2 separate regions of the Homo sapiens genome follow, and region 1 is linked to region 2. Evidence: read pairs that join two places in POLR2A ChIA-PET (ENCODE). Cell type or tissue: OCI-LY7. All regions are shown on one strand. Each heading gives the region's core, and the rest is flanking DNA. Links, peaks and the distances in the headings are about the cores only. Region 1 holds the start of LINC02131 (long intergenic non-protein coding RNA 2131). Region 2 holds the start of LOC107984897 (a long non-coding RNA gene).

The links. ChIA-PET counts read pairs that join two places held together with the same protein. Peaks named below come from ENCODE experiments on the same cell type or tissue, not always from the same donor. Only the 100,000 strongest peaks of a DNase experiment are listed, where the experiment ranks them.
Region 1: POLR2A ChIA-PET joins it to region 2 with 11 read pairs; 2 of 35 experiments call an interaction of 5 or more read pairs at or near these places.

The regions. Positions count from the first base shown.
Region 1 is chr16:77,585,806-77,598,232 of GRCh38, forward strand. LINC02131 (long intergenic non-protein coding RNA 2131) reads left to right here and starts at 5,080. Exons shown (of 3, transcript NR_184319.1): 1 at 5,080-5,115. In OCI-LY7, for the core only: no CTCF peak of the experiment used is centred there; no DNase peak of the experiment used is centred there.
Region 2 is chr16:78,044,172-78,056,598 of GRCh38, forward strand. LOC107984897 (a long non-coding RNA gene) reads left to right here and starts at 7,122. Exons shown (of 4, transcript XR_001752267.2): 1 at 7,122-7,282; 2 at 7,787-7,978. It also overlaps the pseudogene KRT8P22 and the pseudogene LOC100131126. RefSeq lists an enhancer at 8,943-9,112. In OCI-LY7, for the core only: no CTCF peak of the experiment used is centred there; no DNase peak of the experiment used is centred there.

The DNA.
Region 1 (12,427 bases), core at 1,815-9,814, 460 kb before region 2:
TAGCAGTTATTTCCTGCATCGAAAGGGGAAGCTGAAAGGATATTTATGTTGGTGACAAAAGGCCTCAGACTGGTGCTAGGTAAAAGTAAATTGGGGTGGAAGTGAGGATCATCAGGAGAGTTACTGTAAGGGACCTGCACTCATCCCAGAGCAGAACACGTGCCAAGATCCCTTCACTTGTGGATCAGTCTAAGTGTCTTTGTTTCTAGAGAAGGCAAAAGATTCTAGCTGACTCATTTCCCACCTACTGTGCTGTCCTGACTCATTTCCCACCTGGCATCGGTTTCTCAGATGAGATCCTCTTGTTGACATCTGATTGGATTTTCCTTGGCATTACTCTAGGAAAGAATCCTACACATTAATACTGAGTAAGTGCCCAGGTTGGGGGTAGAAATCAAGTGTGGCAATTTACTGGTGAGGAGAGATCAGAGGTGAAAAGGCTCAATGCAGAGCGAAAAAACCTGGGGTGAGCCATGGAAGAGGGAGCTATAGGCCTGTATCACCCTTGAGCAAGGGACTTAACAAGCGTCAGTTTCTTAATCTATAGAATGGGCTTAATATTCACACAGCAGAGCCCTGTGATGAAAAGTAAAATTATTCTCTTCCTTTGGAATTTTATAAGAATGCACATTGAAATCACCTATGAAAAGTACTTTCCACATACTTGACACTTAATGGCTACTCAGAAAATGGTATTTTATCTCTGTAATGATCCAGGGTGGCAAACATTGTTGAACCTGTTTTAGGAAGGCAGCTCAGTAAAACTTTTTAAAGATCACACATCTAGTAAGTGTTTGGGTTTGAGGGGGCATGAAATTCAGTTCCAGATCTAAAGCTTATAGCCTTCCCAATGAGGGCAGAGATCCTAAAGCTTCTGTGGGTATCACAATCTCTTGTGAGGCTGCTTAAAAGTGAACATTTTGGCCAGGAACAGTGGGGCTCATGCCTGTAATCCCTACACTTTGGGAGGCTGAGGCTGGCAGATTGCTTGAGTCCAGGAGTTCGAGACCAACCTGAGGAACATGGTGAAACCTCGTTTCTACAAAACATACAAAAAATTAGACAGGCATAGTGGCATGTGCCTGTAGTTTCAGCTACTGGGGCTGGACTGCTTGAACCAGGAGATTGAACCAGCATCCGACCTGGATGTCTGAGTTTTAGGAATGGTGTCTTCCTCCCATGTAGGGAGACACCTCTATAGGGGCCAGTGACCCTGGGTCTGCACAGCTGTCATGTCTGGGGTCCTGGTTACCTAATTTGGCAAGTGCCCTCAGGTGGCCCTGACACAAAGCGCCTGTTAACCATGACAAACCTCGAGTCTGATAGTCTTGTTTCTCTGCCTTCTCCAGGCGTTGGGACCACAGTACAGCCTGTTCTCCTTCAGCACTTGGATCCTAAGGGATGCACTTCCCTTGCAAAGGAGGAAAGAAATCACTTCTGGGAGCCACTCCCATCACCAGCTCATCTGCCTCCCACACCCTGCAAGGAGCTCTTTAGTCATTTGTCCATAGTAATCCTCTGTGGAAGACAACTGTGCCCCCCGGCCCGCCACCCCAGGGGATCTGGCAATATGTGCAGACATTTTTGGCTATCACAAGTAAGAGGTGAGTGCTACTGATGGTGATCTACAGATCACAGCGAAGAACACTGCTAAACATCTTACGCTGCACTGGGTGAGCCCTCCCCACTGCCCAACAAAGAATTATCCGATGTCAATTATCAGCAGTGACCAAGGTTATGAAACCCAGAATGAGAGATTCATCCAATCTTTAGTTCTTCTGCTAGAAAGCCAATGTCTCCAAAAGTATTTCCTCAAGAGGCAAGATAAGGAAGCATTCAAATATTTGTAAAACAAGGCAGAGGAAAGGAAAATGGCAGGTGTTCATTGATTCTCTATACATACGTTGTTGCATTTTACATGTGCATTTGGTTGCTTTTTTGGCTTTGTTTTCATTTACATCAGCCCCTGTGAGATGGGGACTTTTATTACCTCCATACTACAGAAGGGGAAATGGATACCCCTCTGGATAAAGCAACCTTTCAAAATCACGGGCTGGGATTCAAACCCTGGGCTTCCTGACTCTGAACCTGGTGCCCCTTTCTGAATTCCACAAACCATCTTAGATCAGCCGGGGAGGAAATGGAACAGTCAAGTCTGATAATAGGAGGAGGCAGGGTCCTTCTATGCTTCCCCTTTCAGTGTCTTGCCTGGGAAATGTAAATAATTTAGAGCACAGGGGCCGGAGGGATAATTACCCTGTCTGGTTTCAGAGGCCACCCAGATGGGTGTTAAGGACGAGCTGGAACTCACAACCCCCTCCCCACCACCCATGCCCTACGCTCACCTCTCTCCCTCTAACCCGCGTGCTTTCAGACTCTTGCCGTTCCAGGGCTTAGAGCCCCCTCTCATTCACAAGTCCTGCCCTTTCACCAGGGAAAAGGCAAAAGGTCAAGATATTTGGCAACCAAGTCCCTCAAGTAAAGAAACAGCATTACAGGCTGAGTAAAATGGTATGAAGGCAACACTCAATCAACATGTGTGTTTTTGATGCCTACTGTATGCAAGTCTCTATGCCAAGAACACTGAGGACAGGGAGGTTGAGATAGAGTATTCATCCCCCTCCCATTCATCACAAAAAGCTTTACCGAGCATATAGATTATGCTCATCCCAGTGCTAGGCTCTGATGTACCAGGAGAAATAAAACAGGATCCCTGACCTCAAAAGGCCTGTGGTCTCATAAAAGTGCTAGTTAAGACACACACTGATAGCAGGATGGAGAATGCATAGTCAATGACCTGTGTGTTTGATGGATGGATGGATGAATGAATAAACGAAGTGGTATTAAACAAGGGATGAGTACCATTCCAAAAGTGCAGTTAAAGTGTTGGGGAAGGGTGCAGAAGTGAGTGAAATATGACCTGCAACCAGGAAAAATTTATGGGATGGATTGGCCTTTAGGCTTAACAAGATTTACACACGGGCATGAGAAGAGCTACATCCTGGAAGAGGAGAATTAGTCAAAATTTTGGGGGGTAAATACCTTTTCAGACTGGAGGGAGAAATTTTTCCAGAGGTCAAAGCTGTCTGGGAAGACAGATGGGACAGGTACTCTAACCCTTGTCCAGGTACTCAACACAGAGGAGATTGTATCTGGAGGCCTTCTTATATTATCTCACTAAGACTCATGAGAACCAGCAGGTATGTGCTCTTAAGAAACGCATTTAACAGAGGAAGAAGCTGAAACTACCCACCTACAACTCCAGAAGGTAAGTGGTAGAGCCCAGGTAGGATCCCAGGGGCCCTTTGATTCAGTTTCTGGGGCAGGAGTCTGCACACTATGGCATGTGGGTCAAATCTGACGTGTCACCTCTTTATGTAAATACAGTTTTACTGGAGCACAGACATACTCATTTGCACATTGTCTATTGCTCCTTCCATGCTACAACAGCAGAGTTGAGTAGTTACAACAGAGACCACAAGGTTTGCAAAACCTGAAGTATTTACAATCTGGCCCTTTACAGAAAAAGTCTGCAGACTGCTACCCTAGAGCTCACTCTCTCGGCTTGCGTGGCCCAGCGAGCTTTGGGCTGGCAGCACCAGCTGGAGCCGTCAACCTAGCAGACATTCCCTGCCCTTGGACACTGCCAGCCCTTCCTTCTTTGATGGGGCAGAGCCGGTGGGGAGGCAGAACTCAATGGTCTTCCCAGAACGTATTAAGTCCTGTAAGAAAGCACATCCCTTGAGAATTTGAATTCCTGTGGCATCTCTACTATTTATATTAAAAACACCACAAAAACTCATTTTTCATGCTATTTCAGCTGAAAACAGCCATGGCAGGACCACAATCCGGAGATCAAGACGGAGTGGGGAGAGCATGTTTGTGGAGTCAGGGCTTAGCGTGCCCCAGGTTGCCTGTCCCAGGTGCACTGGGCCCAGGCCAGGTTTCTTTCTGGGATAGGGGGCTTGAGGAAGAGGGTAAATCAAGAGGGGAAAAGGTACCTCGCTGGAAACCTTGCCTCCTCTCATCTAGAAAAGCATGAAAACACAAGCTGGCGTTCACACGTCCACCTTGTTCGACAACCTAACATGGGTCATTAATTGAAATAAAATGAAACCAAATGGAACCCAGATGTTCGCATATATTCACTTGCACACAATTCATAGGCAAATCACCAAATGAAAATGTGCAAAGATATTCACAGTAGTTACTTGAAGGGTATGCGGCTACCTTGTTGTCTCTACCTCAACTCTTAGTTTTGTTTTGTTTTATGGCACTTAAGCAAAGAACAGGAGAAAAAAAAGGCATAGATGTACAACTCAGAATTATTCTGTGTTTCACCGCCATAAGAATGTCAACCCCACAACTCCACAACAGACTCTGTCTGTTGTTCATGGTTGTATCCCTGATGCCCAGAACACAGCCTGGAACACAGTAAGTATCCAATGAATCGTTGTTTATTTAATAAACACATATTTTATATATGCCAGGTGATTCACAAGCAACATACATTAGTGTTACAGTAAAGAAAACACATTATTTAAAAGTATGTATCAATCAATTAAAAAAAGAATGTCTTAGCTAATAAACATTCATTGACTACCTACTATGCGTTCACATTACTGTTTTTCTTTGCCTTCAGGAGACCTTGCACAGTCAATATTCATAAGAAATATTCAATTAATGCCTCACAAACATTCCTGACCATACAAACTGTACAAACGCCACCACAATTACCACATACTTTGAGGATGATATATAAAAACAATAGAATAACTACTCATCTTTAAGAAATCAATTATTCCAATGAGCCTATCATACAATCCCCAAGAGTCTGGAGTGTATTTCCCGGGGAGACAATGAAACTGAATTGCAACCGTGGTGCAGAGGAGAACCCAAAGTTGTTTTGCATAAGTTGTCATGGGCCATTATGATGCTGGCAACTTCTATGAATAAACAAGTCAGCATTTGTGAAAGTTTCCAACACAATGCATGGCACCCAATATGCCCCATTTCGCTAACCTCCACTGAGCCCCAAGCTCTGAAGATCAAAGTCAAAGCACGAAATGAACGTGAGAGAGCTGGAAAGCTAACTACAAAGCCTCTAAAAGTTACGTAAGTCAATATGGGCTTTGTCCTAAGCATGCGACGCTGAGGCAGACTTTTAACTCATTTTTGTTTTCCTTTTTACAAACTTGTCAATGAAACCTTTATTTGAAAAACCACTCCTTAATGTCGAGTAGGAAAAGACACCAGAGAATAGCCAAGATTGCAAAATAATGGCCGGCCTGGCTGCACCGCCCAAGACTGGCTCTCTGGTGGCCGGGCACAGGGGCTCACACCTGTAATCCCAGCATTTTGGGAGGCCGAGGCAGGCTGATCACCTGTGAAGTTCAAGACCAGCCTGGCCAACATGGAGAAACCGTGTCTCTACTAAAAGTACAAAAATTAGCCAGGTATGGTGGCAGGCACCTATAACCCCAGCTACTCACAAGGCTGAGGCAGGAAAATTGCTTGAACCCAGGAGGTGGAAGTTGCAGTGAGCTGAGATTGCACCACTGCACTCCAGCCTGGGCAACAAGAGAGACACTCCGTCTCAAAAAAAAAAAAAAAAAAAAAAGACTGGCTCTCTGGTAAAACCATACTGGAGCTTGGATGTAATAATAAACCCCACAACGCTGAGTGTTAACCTGCTCCCTGTGACCCTTCATTGTTAAAGATGCTGGTGACTGCTACAAGGTTATCCACTTCACATCTGCCAGCTGGGAAGTTGTGCAAACGGCATGTAGGGGGAAGTGAAGGGCAGCTGGGAAAATGAAAAACACCTTCAGAAAGTGAAATAAACTTTCTTAAGAAGATACCACCCTCCGCTAGCCATATACCAAACCGTAAAAAGAAAGAAAAATATTAGGCCTACGCCACATGGAACAACAAGACAATCCTTGTATCTCAAGGAGGTAAAAAAACCCACACCAAAATAGCAGCCAGATGTCCCCAGTGCCACTCTCTTTAAGAAAGATTACCAAATGACGGACAATCAGACATTATTCATTCTGCAAATAAATATTAATGACCGGCTCTACGGCGGCCTAGGTGCTGGGAAAAAAAAAGACCAAATAGTCTCTACACTTAACAAGTATGATTAGCTCCTTAACAACATGCTCAAATTCGCTAATGGCCTCCTATGAGCAAAGTTCATTGTGCTTTACAGATGTTATTGTCTATTCAATATATGTCTATTAAGCCCCAAGCATGCACACGGCACTGTGGCACTGTTGCAGGCACTAGGGTTACCAAAAACAGACAAAAGTCCCCTGTTATGCATCTCATTTTAAGCTCAATTTATCACCATGTAGCAGATATCATTATTCCCATTTTAGAGAGAGGAAAAGTGTGGTTAGCCCTAACCCACCCAGGTCAAACACTAGTGAAGGCCAGAGCCAGGACTTCGGCCCAGCCCACCTTTAGGTCCTTGACCTTTCCCTGATCCAAGGGTCAAAAGCAAACACAAATGTCTGCAAGGGCTAGGATGACAAAAATTACAATGGGCCAGGTTTATCCCATCATAGCCACTTATGTTTTGTTTTGTTTTCTTATTAAACAAACTATTAACTCACAGTTCTATTTTCCACTTCAGTCCCCAAACAATAATAATGCTTCCTCTCATTTTTCTTGAAAACCAGCCCTTTCATGCTAACTTTTTGTTCCCTGAGACAAAGCCATAGGTAACAGGAAATACATCACTTTCTTATCTTTTCTTTCCTTTTTTTTTTTTTTTTTTTTTTTTTGGAGACAGGTCTCACTCTGTCACCCAAGCTGGAGTGCAGTGGTGCGATTTCAGCTCACTGCAACCTCCGTCTCCTGGGTTCAAGTGAAACTTCTGCCTCAGCCTCCTGAGTAGCTGGGATTACAGGCATGCACCCCCATGCCTGGCTAGTTTTTATTTTTAGTAGAGATAGGGTTTCACCATGTTGGCCAGGCTGGTCTTGAACTCCTGGCCTCAAGTGACCTGCTCACCTCAGCCTCCCAAAGTGCTGGGACTACAGGTGTGAGCCACCATGCCCAGCCTTCACTTTCCTTTTAACACTGTTGTGAGAAATAATTAGAATGAGAATGGTGATAAATGGGAAACTGACTCTCATCCACCCAAACATTGAGGAGGCAATGGCAGTTGCTTCTTGGCCTCAGCTTACAGTTACCATGCAAAAAGTAGGCCAAACATTGCCTCTGAGTTTTCAAATGAAGCCAGAAATTTAGAATGCTATGTCAGATCTTCCAGTACTTAGATACTGACAATCAATTAAAACTTTTGAAAAACTATGTATGCCAGTATTTTACTAGCTCAACAATACATATTTTGGTATTAAATCTGGCAGCGATCTCCAATTTACAAGCTCCACATTATTCCTAGTATTCTTTTTAGCAAATATCATGCATATTGCACAGTACTTTTATTTATTTAGAATACCTATCGATGATCTTTCTGTATTTATAGATAGGCCATGAGACCAATTACATACAGAAGAAAAATGTGTTTATATCAAAGTACACTATATTCCAAGTATCAAATGTAAGATGGTGACAATAACTGAAGTGAAAATTGAAAGAGGGGAGAGGTTGCCTGATTCCTGAATAGCTGTCAAGGAGGAGAGGAGACTCTACCTTGGTTTATGGATGGGTCCAATATGGACATACAGAAAAGTAGGTCAAGAAGAGATGAAGCATGAGAAAAACCTTGGAGATGAATGTGAGAATGTTTAGTTGCTCATTAATATTTAAGGAGGAGTAAATATAAGAATATTGGAAGATCACTTGAGGCCAGGAGTTTCAGACCAGCTGGGACAATACAGCATTTCTACAAAAGATAGTTTTAAAATTACCTGAGCGTGATGGCATGCACCTGTAGTCCCAGCTACTCAGGAGGATTGCTTGAGCCCAGGAGTTGGAGGCCGCAGTAGGCTATGATTGCACCCCTGCACAATAGCCTGGGCAACAGAGCAAGACTATCTGTTTAAAAACAAATAAACAAACAAACCAACCTGAAAAAAATAACACTGATAGAGTAAAAAATATGACAAGGAACTTGTAGAAGGTGAGGACAGAAGGTTATGCTGTGGAAAATAATAGTGTATAAAATGGGGAAGGTATCTGGTCTACTTCATGACATCAGGTTAGAGTTCAGACTCAACTCTTGAGGAAGAAGTTGTGCTATACATCTTTTGATATCTCCTGCATCTAACACAGTGCTTAACATGTAGAAAGCTTCCAATAAAATATTAAAGATGGAATGAGGTCACATGCACAATGGCATTTTGACGAACACAAAGCATGCACGACATCATGCGATTATTAATATTGATGAGGAAAGAGTATTCAAAGGAAATTTCCATAGGATTCCTGAGAGATGAATAATAAATTGAGGGTCTCTGGCAATCGTTAACATTGTTGTCAAAGTTCAACAGGCATTTCCTTCTCAAAAACAATGAAGGGAAACCCATTCTACTGGTTCCTGCTACAACTGGGGATATTATGCCAAAAGGGCAAGAGGAATAGAGATTCCTATGTGGCCCTTTTTGAATTTCGGAATTGAGACACACTCTACCCTTCCCCCCACCCAGTCTCCCCTAATTAAAAAAAAAATAGCAATAGCCTTTAATATAAGCAAACAGGAAGTTTTACATTCACCAAATGCTACAGTTCACCTTCCATTGCATGACAGCTCAAGCTATGGAATCAGACAGACCTGGGTTCAGGTCCCAGCTCAGCAATTTATTAGCTCTGCCACTTTAGACAAGTTACTGAGCTTCTTTGAGCCTTTGTAAGAAGATGAGGCAGCAAAAGCAACACCTATCTCATACAACTTATGAGGATGATGGAAGTGATGAATAGGAAACCTAATTACCCACATGTAAATACCAGCTTGGAGACAAAATGATCTCATTTCAAGGAGACATCAAAAGCCAATGAGACAATTTCTGTTGAGTTGAAAATCCCACAAAGATTTCATCCACGTTGTAAATTGGTACTTGATATTAATCTATTTTTTGACTCCTCCTAAGTGCAGTGTTGCCTTCACACGTAGCTGCGTCTCTCAGCAGGGTGATCCATATCCACAGATTGCCCACAGCTGTCTCAACCACATGAAAGACCCAGACACTCCCAAATGACCCACTGGCACAAGGTAGCCATTCATCAAATGCTAGAAGCTCAGCACCAGACACAATGAAAGGTTAGCGCTCGGTTTTTATTGCGTCGGTATTAGCTTTCCCTGTCTGCAGCCATTTGATTGGTACAAAGCTTTACACTGTTTACAAATGTTTTAGAGTCCTGGCCTTTTCTTCTTATTGACTTTTACATACTCACATCATTAATCTTTAATTTTCATTGGAAACTACATCCAGCAATCAAAATGAAATGCTGCCTTCTGCCATGTGCCTCAAAAGTCCTGATGAATTGCACACCACTAAAGAGTCTAGGTAGAGTACAGTGTGTTGGGAGGAGAATTGCCATTACTCATTCTATGCAAAAGTTGAAACTGTTATTTTTGTGACACCGCATGTGCACTTGATACCAGCCACGTATTTTCTAGCATACAGTGAGCATTTCATACAGAGCAGTGGTTTTTATTGGCTATGGTTATCTCCATAACTGATATCCTTGAGAAAAACAATTGATATTTATCAAAGATAGGAAGTAACTTCTGAAGTAAATAACATTCTTTGTCAGTGATAACTGTTACAGAAATAGCAGAGCAATGAAAGAAGTAGCAGTGTCACTATATAATCCAAGCTTGAGAGTGCTGAACAAGGGTGTAATGCAATTTGCCATTTTGCTTACTGATGTCACATATAAATGGGGAAGACACAGTGGCATACTTTTGAGAAAAAGGAATTGTTTTCAGATTTCTTTCAAATAATTTCCAAGATCAGCATTGTCAAGTGCAACAATCTGTAATGATGGAAAAGTTGCACAACAGCAAAAAGCTGGCATGCATCTGTGTCATTAAAAACTCAGTATGATTTAACAAATTTTAGCTAAGATTTAAAAATACCGTGTTATGTGATGTGGATATGCCAGACATTACTTAGTTACTCCCCTACTTTTTCTTATTATAGTTATTTTTCATTTTTTTATTGTAAATATTTTCATAATGTCAATCAAAGAGTACTTTTGAGATCCAATGATATATACTGAAACTTTGAGAAGCTAGTTATGCCATTAGGAATCCCAGTCTCTTAAGAGTTTTGCTTACCATTTAAGACGAATCTGAAAGAAACAGTCAATCAACATTGCATTAATCCATTAATGAATATAATTATATGGATGTAACTGAGACAGGATTTTCAATACACAAAACGTGTGCTGTTAAGAAATAGATAAAAAGGAAGCCTATAAAGATTTTACCCCAAGTTGCAATAGTTCCTTGCTATCAAATTTTTGGATTGGTTTATAAAACTTTATGTTCAATACTTCCTGTTTAATTCATGAAGCATATTCTGGCCAATATGGGTGAAACCACAGAGAAAGAAAAGTAAACAAGTATACTTAGGATAATTCATGGTAATTGCTCTTATGAAAGAGATTATGAATCATTTTATCTCTACAAATTTGATGCATTTCCAAGCATTCTGGTGTGGCACAAGAATATTACAGATTCAATTCCTCAATTCCCAAGCATTTCCTGTTTCCCAAGCCTTCTGATGTGGTACAAGAATATTAAAGACTCATTTCCTGATTTTGATAAAGTTACAGTGTGGCTGGGAGGCAAGACATGCACAAAGATACTAAACATAAGTTTACATAAGTTATGTCAAAGTAAATGCTTTGAAAGAAAAGGTAAAATCTCCATGACTGGGATGTCAGGATAATGCCATAAGGGAGTGGATGAAAATTTGTCTTTGAGGAATGCAGTAAGCCTCATAAAATCATCATAAAGAAGAATGGAAAATAAAGACTCCTGGTGTGTCTGCGAAATAATTAGAGGACTAATCTGTGTAGAGGAAATACATTTATTGGAGGCAGGTGAGGTAAGGTAAAAGAAGGCAAAGACACTGGCTGCAGTCTGAATCTTCAGGGCTTTATTCTACACCCAATAGAGATGTCATTTAACAACGTAATGACTTACAAAGATTCTTGCTTTCAGATATTGGTCCGAGCATGATGTGATCAGGGGAAAGAACGGTGGGGACAGGAAGATCACTTTAGGGAGCCATCTTGCACATTTGGAATAAGAGGAGAATACAGGAGAATAAAATATGAACTCAATGACATCAGCAGAAATAAAAATTCTTTCAGAGGGATACTGAAGAAGCATGATTAACAGACTTTTGAGGTTATATGGATATTGTCAAAGAGGCAATGCATCATAAAAAACCACCCTAAAATTGTAAACTCAGTTGTTGGAAGAACTTATGATATGACCACTGAGAAAAAGAGAAGTTAAAGAAAAGTATTAATTTAGGAATGGCAGAGACCAGATGATATATGAGTCTGGTTTAAGACATGCTGAATTGAATCTATTGATATATTACTAGATGGAGGGACTTAGAGGATGGTTAAAAATATTTGGCTGAAGCTCAGGAAAGAGATTGGACACTGGGAGTCCCCTGTTGGACAGCTGAAGCTATAACATTAGATGAGCTCACCAAGGGAGAGGTGTTATGCAAAGAAGATTGCAATCCTGGGACCAAGACTTAAGGAATGTCCACACATAAAGACAGGAGACAAAGAAGTTGGTGTTAAAGAGAAAGAAACAACCAGAAAGACAGGATGGGAATTGATGTCTTGGAAAAGTATGGGATCCCGAGATAGTTACCTTTGAGGACTACTCAGAGTTCTGAAACATATTTTAGCCACAGGACCTTTTTGTCAAGTGAAAAATCTGTGAGAAACCTGAGAATAGCAGAACTGCTCCAGTACGAGATGGGTTGGAGACTTGAAGAACTGATGTTTCAGTAGGGCATGGTGGCTCACACCTGTAATCGCAGCACTCTGGGAGGCTGACACAGGAGGATCATTTGAGTCCAGGAGTTCAAGACCAGCCTGGGTGACATGGCAAAACCCCATCTCTACAAAAAAATACAAAAATTAGCTGGGTATGGTAGCACATGCCTGTTGTCCTAGCTACTCGGGAGGCTGAGGTAGAAGGACTGATTTAGCCCTGGGAGGTTGAAGCTGCAGTGAGCCATGATCAGGCTGACAGAGCAAGACCCTGTCTCGAAAGCAGATGAAAATCAAACTGTCATCTCAGCCCTCCCATCTCCAACCTGACCCCCACCCCAAGCATTCACCGCTACTAAGGGAGTGCTGGTTGACAAAGACTCCATAAAACAGAGCTTGAAAATCGTTGACTTTTGATTCTTTTTATTTTAAAGATGAGGAAACTGGAACACCGTGAGGAAAAGTGAAGAGATTATCAGTGACAGAA
Region 2 (12,427 bases), core at 1,883-9,882:
CTAGACATGACATCTTTAAAAAAAGTGTTGTTTCCTATAAAACCAACATATCTTGCTACAGAAAATTATAAGTAGAAAAAACATGTTAGGAACTACCCTTCACCTGTCTTTTCATTTATCCAATTACTATTTATTGAGCACATGTATCCAGTACTGTCTAAATAATTCTGCCATCGCCCATAAAAGTTGCAGAGATTACATCAACTGTACTAAAAATTTATGTCCTGCTTTATTTTACTTATAAAATAAGCACTTTTTATCATTTTTATAATGTACTTTCCCTGGTTCCATAATATTCCAATATACAAATCCATTCAGCACATGCATGATTTCCATGTTTTGAATCCATTTATGGTTGAAGTTTTATTTAAACATTCTAAATACAAATGTTTAGTTGGCTTTCAATAGCAGAGGTCAAGAGAAAAAAAAAACAAAAGACACCAGGTGTGGTGGCTCATACCTACAATCCCACACTTTGGAGGCCAAGGTGAGAGGGGATCACTTAATCACTTAAAGCCAAGAGTTCAAGACCAGCCTGGGCAACATTAACAAGACCCTGTGTCTACAAAAAATAAACAAATAAACCAGATGTGGTGGCCCATGCCTGTAGTCCTTGCTATACAAGAGATTGAGGCAGGAGGATCACCTGAGCCCAGGGAATTGAGGCTGAAATGAGCCATGATTCCACCTCTACACTCCAGCCTGGGCTACAGAACAAGACCCTGTCAAAAAAAACAAAATCATTATTTAAATAAGTAAAAATGTTTTTCATTTTTCTAGTTTTGCATATCATGCTGTAATAAGTCTTTATAATTAGTTTTTAAAGGAACATCTGTGTGATTTTTGTGTGTGGTTGACTTTTCAACTTTAGATTTTTCTCCGCTGTTAGACTTCCAGAAGTGAAATTATAGTATCAAAGAATATTTACCACAGACTCTTTGTTTCATGGTGCGAAATTGCTTTCGAAAAGCCTTGTGCAAATTCAACTGGGAATACACTAAACACAGACATATATGACAATGGATATCAGCATTAAATGTTACCAGTAATAGGCTGGGCGTGGCGGCTCACGCCTGTAATCCCAGCACTTTGGGAGGCCGAGGTGGGCGGATCACAAGGGCAAGAGTTCGAGACCATCCTGGCCAACATGGTGAAACCCCATCTCTACTAAAAGTAGCGGGGCATGGTGGGCTACGCCTGTAATCCCAGCTACTCGGGAGGCTTAGGCAGGAGAATGGCTTGAACCTGGGAGGTGGAGGTTGCAGTGAGCCGAGATCGTGCCACTGCACTCCAGCCTGGGAATAGAGCAAGATTCCGTCTCAAAAAAAAAAAAAAAAAAAAAAAACAAAAAAAAAAGTAGTGGCTTATGATTGGTAACTTTTTTTTTTTTTTTTTTTTTTTTGAGACAGTCTTCCTCCGTCGCTGGAGTGCAGTGGCCTGATCTTGGCTCACTGCAACCTCCGCCTCCTGGGTTCAAGCGATTCTCGTGCCTCAGCCTCCCGAAACATACTTTTAAATAAAGTAGGGAGCACAACAATGGAGTTTTAAAAGGTCTCAAGACGAGCCATCAAGGATAGACTCCAAGGGCGGCTAGAGCCCTCAGCCTGGAGGAAGGGTACCTTTACAGCAACCCCTTCTCAAACTTGTTTATGTGTTTGGACATTTCAATGGCCCAGATAGGCAGCGTGTCCGGGCCCGAGGGATGGAATGCTGCCCCGGGGAGCGGCTACAGCGCGGGATCCTGGGGAGATAGCTCAAGGCAGGCCAGGGAAGGACAGGCCGGGCAATGGGCGCGGAGACGAAGGGGCCGGACAGCGGCGAGGCGCTGGCTCCGGTCGCGGCACCCGGCTGCTGAGGGCAGTGCTGCTGCTTGGGACGTTCCAGGCGACCAAGTACCCTCGGCGGCCCTGGCAGGGCGGTGCCTGGGGTGGGCGCTGGGCCTCCAGGCCTGCAGCCACGCTTGGCGCTGTCCGCTAGGGCCAGGTGCTGAAGTGTTGGCCGCGAGCGGAGCTGCTGCAGCGCTGGCTTCCCCGGGCCGCTGCGGGTGGACTTGGACAACATAAAGGGCTGATTGAGCGGGGCCACTTTTTCGCCCGCGTAAAGTGTCCTCCAGCAGCACATGCTCGGCCTCCTGGAAAGGAAAGGGAAGCGGCCTGGCTTCCATCTGCTCCTGGGCACCCAGGTGAGGAGGAACCCAAGGGAACTCACTGCCCCCTTTTAGCCTCGCGCTCCCCAGTGCAGCCGATGACAGGAACTCAGTGACAACCGATGGAATGACCGTCTTGCCTCCCTCTCTGTAATGGGGAAAAAAAGCCAGAGATACCGATCCAGCTTTTTGCCAGGAATCAAAACAACTCATCTGTTGACTTGGTTTCCTCATCTGTAAATTGCTGGCAATATTTAAGAACATCTAGAGGCCGGGGAACAGTGGCTCCCACCTATAACAGCAGCACTCAGGGAGACCAAGGCAGAAGGACCACTTGAGGTCAGGAGGTGGAGGCTGCAGTGAGCCGAGATCTCACCACTGCACTCCAGCCTGGGTGACAGAGCAAGACCCAGTCTCAAAAATAAAAAAACAAAAACATGTAGAAAGTGGAATATTCCTGTTTCATTAAAGTTTTTGTGACCGTTTCGTGAGATAATGTAGGCAGAAAGGCATTACAAAGTTTTTTGCTCATAAGAGGTACTTAGAAAATTAAAATTACCACCAGCTGCAAACTGGTTTCTAAAAACTGGAGATAAAAAACGCCTTCATCATTTTAGAAGCACTTGCTCAAAAATGAAGTATCAGGTGGCTCTGAGAAGAGATGATAAATTTCCCGAGTACTCCAAGAACAATGGGAAGAAAATTAAAATGACAGTAATTTTCCAAGGTGTAGATTTAGCCAGAATGAGCAACCTAAATCAGCCCTATAGTTACCCTTCAAAAAGTGAACACTCTTAATTTATTATTTGTCTTTTAGCATGGTATCATTTGAAGGAAAAATAGAAGGCCAGGTACCATTTAACCTTTTAACAGTATGGCTTTTTCACTTACAAAAACTTACATATTATGATACGTGTTGATTTTTTAGAAAAATTCTAAGTCACGCTGTGTGACGACAATTCAAGTTTATCTGGTGATTTTCTTTGAATATGCACCTATTTTTATCTCACAATAACCATATGATGTAGGTTTTTACTCTCATTTTAGTGATGAGGAAATTAAGGATCAAAGAGATTTGAGCTTGGTGATTTGCTTAAGGCTGCACAGGTTTGAAGCTGCAGGGCCAGGACTGGAGTCCAGATCTGCCTAAGACCACAGACAGTGCTCTTTGGGTTGTGTTTTACCTATTAAAACTAACCATATTACCTAACTAATCTATTAACATTAGTAACACAAGCTGTCATATTTATGTAAGTCTAGAGAGCAGATTCTCAAAGTCAAAGACAAAACATCCCCCCAGAAATCAAGTAACAAGCAAGAGTAACTTGCAAAACAGGTTAAGGTTGCTTATAGCTGTAACTTTCAGAGCTTTCACAGTAATCAAAAACAAACTGCGGTCAAATGAACTGCATAAGTTATTTTGTCCTCATACTACAAATATTAAGTTTCCAGCACATTAAGCCTATTCCAGATTTTTAAACATGCAGCCATTAACAAACACAGGTGATTGAAAGGAACTGCATTGGATCACCTGAGGTCAGGAGTCCAAGACCAGCCTAGCCAACATGCAGAAACCTATCTCTACTAAAAATACAAAACTTAGCCAGGTGCGGTGGTGGGTGCCTATAATCCCAGCTAGTTGGGAGGGTGAGGCAGGAGAATAGCTTGAACCTGGGAGGCAGAGGTTGCAGTGAGCCAAGATTGCACCATTGTACTCTAGCCTGGGCAATAGAGCGAGACTCTCAAAAAAAAAAAAAAAAAAAAAAGGAAAAAAAACTGCATTAAATGGTTAATAAGTGTTACCCTATGGGCGACATAATGTGGGTGAAATTTTTTTCTTATTTTTCTACACTTTCTACAAGGAGCAAACACTATTATTATTATTATTATTATTATTATTATTATTATTATTATTATTTTTGGCAGAGCTAGCTCAAGTTTTATTTTAGCCAAAAGAAAAAAAAAAGCCCAATTGAATTGTTTTGTAGCTGGAGGCATGGGCAAGGGGGGTCCCCAGATAGTAAACTCCCCTGCAGGTGGGCTTAGGGCTAGGGCTGAGCCTCAGGTGGGTCTCCCGTTCGCCCAGCTCTCCTGCACAGCAGCCTCGCTTCTGGGCTCTGGCGCAGCCTCAGGACGGGCAGGCTGGGAGGGGCTATCGCAGCTGTTCACTTTGGCAGATGTCAGGACTCGGACACCAGCTTCCCATCACGGGTCTCAAGCTTCTTCACAACCACGGCCTTGGTGGAGCTGGAGCCGGCGCCAGAACCAAAGCTGGAGCTCAGGCAGTAGCTTGTGAGGCCCCCCTAGGCCGAGCTCAGACCACTTACATAGCCACTGGTGGTCTTCGAATGGATACTCATGTTACGCATCCCAGACTCCAGCCGGCTCTCCTCACCCTCCAGCAGCTTCCTGTAGGTGGCTATCTCGACGTCCAGGGCCAGCTTGAAGTTTATCAGCCCCTGATACGCAGCTGCCGTGCCATGTCCCGCTTGGCCGGCTGTGGGGCAGCCTCCCAGCTTGGACAGCTTGGCGTTGGCATCCTTAACGGCCAGCTCCCCACACTGCTCGGCATCTGCGAGGGTGGCCTCCAGGGAAGCCCTCTGGCCTTTGAGGCCCTCAATCTCAGCCTGGAGCCGGCTGATGTTCCCGTTCATCTCAGAGATCTGTCTTCGAACGCCACAGGTCACCCCCGTGCTTCCCAGCCAGCGCCTGCAGCTCCTCATACTTGATCTGGTACATGGTCTCACAGCCTCAGCCTGGCTGCAGTTGGCGATCTCCTCATACTGCGCCCTGACCTCAGTGATGATGCTGTCCATGTCCAGGGTGCGGCTGTTGTCCATGGACAGCACCACAAACGTGTCCGATATCTGGGACTGCAGCTCCTGGATGTCCTCTTCATATAGCTGACTGAAGAAGTTGATCTCGTCAGTCAGGACTTCCAGGCAAGACTCCAGCTCTACCTTGTTCATGTAAGCTTCATCCACATCCTTCTTGATGAGGACAAATTCATTCCCCACCTCTGTACGCTTATTGATCTCATCCTCATACTTGTTCTTGAAGTTCTCCACCAGCCCCTTCATGTTGCCAAACTCTGCCTCCAGCTTCAGCTTCTCCTGGCCCAGAGTCTCCAGCTGCCACCTAAGGTTATTGATGTAGCTCTCGAACATGTTTGTCCATGTTGCTCCAAGCCATCTGCTGCTGCTGCAGGAGGCTCCACTTGGTCTCCAAGCATCTTGTTCTGCTGCTCCAGGAACCGTACCTTCTCTATGAAGGAAGCAAACTTGTTGAGAGTCTTGACCTGCTCCTTCTCCTGGGTGTGCACGGCCTGGATGTTGGGGTCCACCTCCAGGTTAAGGGGGCTCAGTAGGCTCTGGTTGACTGTGATGATGGTGATGCCTCCCATTCCACTGGCCCCAGCATAGCCTCCACCCTGGCCACCCCGGAAGCTGCTGCTGCCCACTCGGGAGAAGCTAGAGAAGCTGATGGGGGCACCGGGCCCACTTGTGTAGGAGAGGCTGCTGAAGGCCCAGGGGTCAGAGGTGGACACCTTGTAGGACTTCTGGGTCACCTTGATGGACATAGTGGAGGCAGAGTGGAGGTAGGCAGGCTGAACCAAGTGGAGATTCCAGAAGGAGCAGAGAAGCTGCTTCTTGGTCCATAATTTTTAAATCAAGAACCACGTTTTATATATGTAACTGGACGTCAATGCGCCAACTTATTTTAATACTTTGGTGCTTGTCAGACACATCCTACTGATTTGAGAGCTTAGCATTTCAGTAATGCACTATTTCCATTAAGTTTCAGCCTACCTTATTAAAAAATATAAGAGCTAGAATGCATCCTTCATAAATCCAAAGAAAGGGGGTTGGCAACAGAGAAAAAAGTTGCATTAAGTGGAGGACTCATCTTAACTTTTGCATTTGCCAGTTAAATGGATCTGTTACCCAGAGACCAGCTTGCATCCCAAACTACAATGCAAGGAGTGGATTATGACTGGATACTCAACATCAGGACAGTAGAACAAAAAGTAATCTTCACACGTTGGGGAATTCTCACCAAAAGCAGAACAACTTAACACTTTCTTTCTCCTTTCAGTTTTTTCAGATATTTTCCACCAAGTTACTTTTGCCTAACAATTCATCCACCATCACAAAAGACTAAGAGATCAGTCAAGAGATTTAAGAATACATGGAATGAAAATTTAAAAATTCAAAAGACTCTTTCCCTGAATCCAAAAACTACTGCAAAGAAACCGGCTCTATTCACAGTCATCTTCAAAGAAGAACATTCTTGGCAAACATTGTCCTTCACCCTCAGAGAGAGGAAACTCTCTTTTATGTTTAATGTACATTCCTCCTGCTTTGAAGCCTCCCTTTCCCTGTCCCCTGTGGAGAGTTTCTGTTGCTTTATGGATTTTAAAGTATGCAGAATTTATATTATTTCAGCTTCTTAAAAGCCTCATTTGCTGAGAAAGTGTGCGTATCTTAAAATGCATGAATTCTGTATGGTGCCAGAAATGTAGAAAATGTAGAAAGCTTATGTTATTTTTCCAGAGGAAAAGTCAAAGCTGATGGTCAAGATTGATATGTTAGCCATAGCCCAATGATAGCAAAGATTGTGTTGGAGTCATAAATGTCTCTTTACAAATGCCAACGGCCTAGGCAGATATTTTATAAGCTCCATGGATATTTAATCAAGCATGCCTGTCTTTGTTGACCTAGAGCTTTTGGTATTTATTAGCAATTTTTTGTGTTAAGAAAGAATTTTTTTAATCAGATGAACTTTATGGTGGTCAAAGGTCAAACAAATAATTAAAATTAATAGCAGCTCTGAATAAATGAGTAACCACCACCAAACCAGAGAGGGAGGTTATCTCAGGTTGACAGCTCTCTAAATAAAAAAGCTGTCTCATTAGGTGATGAAATTTACTTGCCTGAACTGCCCATAAATAAAAGGTTTCTGTGGCCTACCAGTTGTTGATGGGGACAGAATAATCACTCAACACCAGATGCAATGCAACAAAGTAATTAATGCTCAGAACTCAGAGCTGGGTATGAATCAAGGATCCTTTACTTAGTAGTTAACTAGAAGACTGGGACTAGTTAATTTCTCCAGTGCTCAGCTTCTTATCTACAGGTAAGAATTGTCACGGTACTTACCTTTCTGTGTTATTGGGAGGATTGAATAAGAAAGCTCATAGATACCTTAGTCATTGTATACATGTATGCAATGAAGTGAATGCTAACAATTTTTTTTTTTTTTGGAGACAGTCTCACTCCATCTCCCAGGCTGGAGTGCAGTGGCATGATCTTGGCTCATTGCAACCTCTGCCCGCATCCCGGGTTCAAGCAATTCTCCTGCCTCAGCCTCCCAAGTAGCTGGGACTACAGGCGTCTGCCACCACGCCCAGCTATTTTTTTTATTTTTAGTAGAGACGGGGTTTCACCTTGTTGGTCAGGCTGGTCTCCAACTCCTGACCTCAGGTGATCAACCTGCCTCAGCCTCCCAAAGTACTAGGATTACAGGCATGAGCCACCCCCCCTGGCCAACTATTTTTGTCCTCCTTTGCATCATTTCATATGAGCACATATTCCCAAATGTGAAGACAATGACTCCCCCTCCGTTTATCCTCCACTCCAGGTATCTGCTGAATCCTCCAAGGGGAACAGAATAAGGGGAAGATCCCTGGAGATCAGATTCTCAGATCCAGTATCCCGTGTGCTGACCTGCCATGACAAACACTGGCAGGGAGCCTGCCATAGAGGAAAAGAGTAAGAATTGGCTGAGTTCACATATGGGCTCCATCAATAACTAGCGGCCAGGTGAGATTAGGTGAGTGTCTTCTCAGAAACTTAGTATCCTCCCTGAAAATTGTGTATACTTGTACTAAGCTCAGAGGATTATTGTTGAAAATTAAATGGAATGAGAGATGTAGATGTGTCAAATGCAGTGTTTTACCCAAGCAGATGTTCAGTTAGCACTGGTCTCCTTCATGGCACTGAGTTTTGGGGTGACCTTTTCTGAGCTGTCCCCATCCAGGCCCTTTCTTTTGGAGCGTTCTCAGTATAACCCAACAGGTGGACACATACGCAGAAGGTAGAAATTTTATTCCCACAAACACAGCATGTGTTATTAACACAGTAAATCATCAGCGTGATCAAGGCTTGACATTCTAGAAAAAGAGGCAGCATGACAGAACTGCTTTGGGCACATGTCAACATGAGAGCAGACTGGCAAGGTACACATTAGTCACAAATTGTATGGATGGCACCCACAGTCCCTTTCTTTCAGCTTCAGTTTCCTTCCAAAAAAAAAAAAGGAAATATCTAGAGTATTAGTATTCTTCTCGAAAACGATTCTACCATGCTACTCAGAATTAACCTTTTCTTCTAAAACAAGTGGAATAGCCAGCAGGAGGGGAAAAGCAGAAGGTCCTTGCTCAGTTCCCTCTTTCTCATCCTCCTGTTATTTCTGCCCCTGGGATGGAAAGAGTCCTCCTCTCTCACGTTTAAAGTTAAAAGGACTTTCAGGGTTTACTGAGAATTCCTTAAGAGGAATGAACAACCTCAATGTATGAACAAGAACAAGAACATCCATGGCACTTATTAAGTACGCTTTACCACATTATATATTTTAAGTTCTGGGATAGATGTGTAGAACGTGCAGGTTTGTTACATAGGTAAATGTGTGCCTTGGTGGTTTGCTGCACCTGTCAACCAGTCACCTAGGTATTATGCCCCACATGCAGCTATTTAACCTGATGCTCTCCTTGCCCCAACACCCAACAGGCCCTAGTGTGTCTTGTTCCCCCCTCCCTGTCTTCACCACTTAATTTCTATGAGATCAAAGATAAGCTTTAGTGTTGTGATTTCAAAATTGTCGGTGGAGACGGACAATCGTAACCTCAGATTGCTGATTGGCAGATAGGGGAATGTATGGTTATAAGAGCCTGCCACAAAGAAAACACCCAAAGTGTTTGCTTTCTCTTGAGATGGAGTCTCACTATGTCACCCAGGTTGGAGTGCAGTGGCGTGATCTTGGCTCACTGCAACTTCTGCCTCCCTGGTTTAATCGATTCTCCTGCCTCAGCCTCCCGAGTAGCTGGCATTACAGGTGCCCACCATCACATTCAGCTAATTTTTTTTATTTTTAGTAGAGATGGGAGGTTCACCCTGTTGACCAGCTGGTCTCTAACTCCTGACCTCAGGTGATCTGCCCGTCTTGGCCTCCCAAAGTGGTGGGATTACAGCCGTGAACCACCACACCTGGCCTGCTTTCTATTTACGCCTCAGAAGGACTGTAGGCCCATTGAGGTTACAGATTACTTTTATTTTTTGTATGCCCCACAGATCTCACACATAGCCTAGTATAATACATTATATAAATATTTGCAGATGGGTCAAAACAACTATTTTAAGACAAGGAAAAAGATCTCAGCATAATGCCCCCCTCTCAGATGAGCAGAGAAGATGAATTACCAAGGTGTCATCCAATAGCTAGATGCATGGTCTTACGATGGATCCGGATGTTTTTCCCCCCACTCAGACGTGTATTTAATAATTGTAGAAATCCAAAAGAATCGGCATCTAATCTTGAAGTCGTGAATGAACCTGTGGGTTGGCTTGACTAGGCTCAGCCACTGAGCTGCCTCAGCTAACCAAGGAACAGGATGTGACGACTATGCTATCTTCCGTATGTCTTAATCTTACATATTTAGTTTCAGTAAAGCATTTGTACCAACGGCTCTGGAGCTTGGAGGAAGACTAAAGTGTAGTGATTCTGAGCAGGGTGTGGGCCTATGCAGCAGAGCTATCCTTGAGGGAGAAGATTAACAAAGTCCTTTCTTCCAGTATCAGGAGAGTCATGAGTGGCAGTCCTATCCAAATGGGCCACTAGGGCTAAAAGGCTAGACCCTGCCCTCTTCATCTCTGAGCTATAACAGGTTCTTTCTCCCTCCAGGCAGAGGCAAGGAGCTTGCAATGGGGAGTTTTCAGGAATGAGGACCATGACATAGTTGTTTCTGATCCCTCCATCCAGTTGTGAAAAGATGAAGCAAAGGAGGCAAGAAAAATGCTTAATCTAGCAGACAAGAGAATGGACAGTGTCGTCCTTATCAGTACTAGTCCTGGTGGATGCACCACTATTCAGCTCCACAATGCTGCTTTTTTCCCTTCATTTCCTCTGTTTCCATTCATTCCCCTCAGTTGTGATCTGGAATCAATTCTAAACCTCAGTGTATTATGCAGCTGATCCTTAAAAACCTGCAAAAGCAGGTTACTTTTGAGGTACTTAGTCACACCATGTACAAATAGAGCTGTTATAGACAATGTAGCTTTGCAGAGATCTGCCCCTTTGCTCACTAGCAATTAGGGAGTTAATGCTCTAAAATTGAGGCAAGGAGCCTAGAGTGTTGCCACTTTACGGAAGGCACAAAAGTTGCAGCAGGACTCTATGGGAGCTGCCCAAGACCTGATGGCATGAGATTTCTATCTGAGTCATTAATCTGTCTGCCATGAATGATTCTATACTTTGGCTGAGACATAGTTCTGGTGAGAGTTTTATTCTCTCAGGACATTATAAAGGAGGCAACGTAATGTAAAGGAAGAACAAATAACAGAGTGGAAATCCAGTTTTGCCTCAGACTAGCTGGGAGACCACAGGCAAGTCATGGAAGGCCTCAGTTTCTCTGACTGCAATTATTATATTGGATTGGATGGTCATGAAGTCCCTTTCATAGCCAGACATTTTGTATGGCCACTAAAATGCTTAAATTTCTGAGGTCCTGAAAGAAAATAGGTACATCCCTCCCCATCCCCACCACTATTTAGGCTAGTTTTGCTGAGTTTTCCCCAGGTCCCCCGATAACACTTCCTCCTAGGCTGGGCACGGTAGCTCATGCCTGTGATCCCAGTATTTTGGGAGGCCGAGGCAGGCAGATCACCAGAGGTCAGGAGTTTGAGACCAGCGTGGGCAACATAGGGAGACCCTGTCTCTACAAAAAATTTAAAAATTAGCTGGGTGTGGTGGCACATGCCTGTGGTCCCAGTTACCAGGGAGGCTGAGGTAGGAGGATCACTTGAGCCCAGAAGGTCAAGGATGCAGTAAGCTTTGATTTTGCCACTGCACTCCAGCCTTGGTGACAGAGAACCTTTCTCAAAAAAAAAGTACACGCGTAGTGACAGCTGACCTTTTAGTAGAAATGGCCCATGCCTTTACACAACTTTGTATAGCTAGAAAAGGCTGTTTTTTCTCTCCCCATGCCCAAGCTTATTCCATTAGGCATGCAGGTAACTGTCGTCCCGACACCCCGATGACCATTTCTCCTCATTCCAAAACAGGTAACCCTAAGAAATAATTCCTACAAGGAGAAGGTCTCAAATGCCAATCAGCAGTCATTTGGTGATGGTGGGTAAGGTCTAATGCTACAAAAAGGTTGCATCCAGAAGAATTCAATTCCCTAAGAATCCAAACTCCCAGGCTGGCAGGCAGCAGTGCTGAGGACAAGCTCACTGTTGAGAGTCGGTCTGGAAGACCCCACTGGAAGATCTTGTGGTGACGTAGACCTTGCAACTGCATTGTCATAGATGGCATTCACACTGGCGCAGAGAGGCTGCAGCTCTCTCACCCATGAGCAACCAGCCCACTGGCCACACAAGACAGTAGCAGTAGCTTCAGCAGAGACAGGACATTGAGTCCCGGGTGGTGGCTTGTGGGAGCAGGAGTGGGACTTGGATTTCGGGCCCTGGTTTGTTTCCTTCTTGAGTTTCTTCTCCTGATCCACTTAACTGCTTTGAAGGTATCCTTCTTTCCCCCTCCTGAGGTTCCTTAGCTCGCTGCTTGGCCTCAGGTTTCTCTGCCTCTCCTACTTCTGATGCCTCTCCTGCTTCTAACCCACCTGCACGGCCTTCACATCTTGTGACGCCTCGTATGCGTGCTGCTTACATTGCCTCTTATCCAAGCAATCACTTGCCACCTTGGCCAGGAGAGGATCCAGGGAGTTATCCTACAGGTCCAGACACTTCAGGTTCTTGAGCTAAGCAAAGCAGACAGGCAGGGTGGCCAGCTTGCTGAGGAGAACCAGGTGCTAGATGTTGACCAAATGGCTCAAGTCTGTGGGCAACCGTTACAGCCCATTTTTTTCTTCCTCTCTGTGCCCTGCCCCCAAGACAGGGTCTGTCATCCAGGCTTGAGTACAGTGGCACAATCAGGGCTCACTGCAGCCTTGACCTCCTAGGCTCAAGCCATCCTCCCGCTTAGCCTCCCAAGTAGCTGGGACCACAG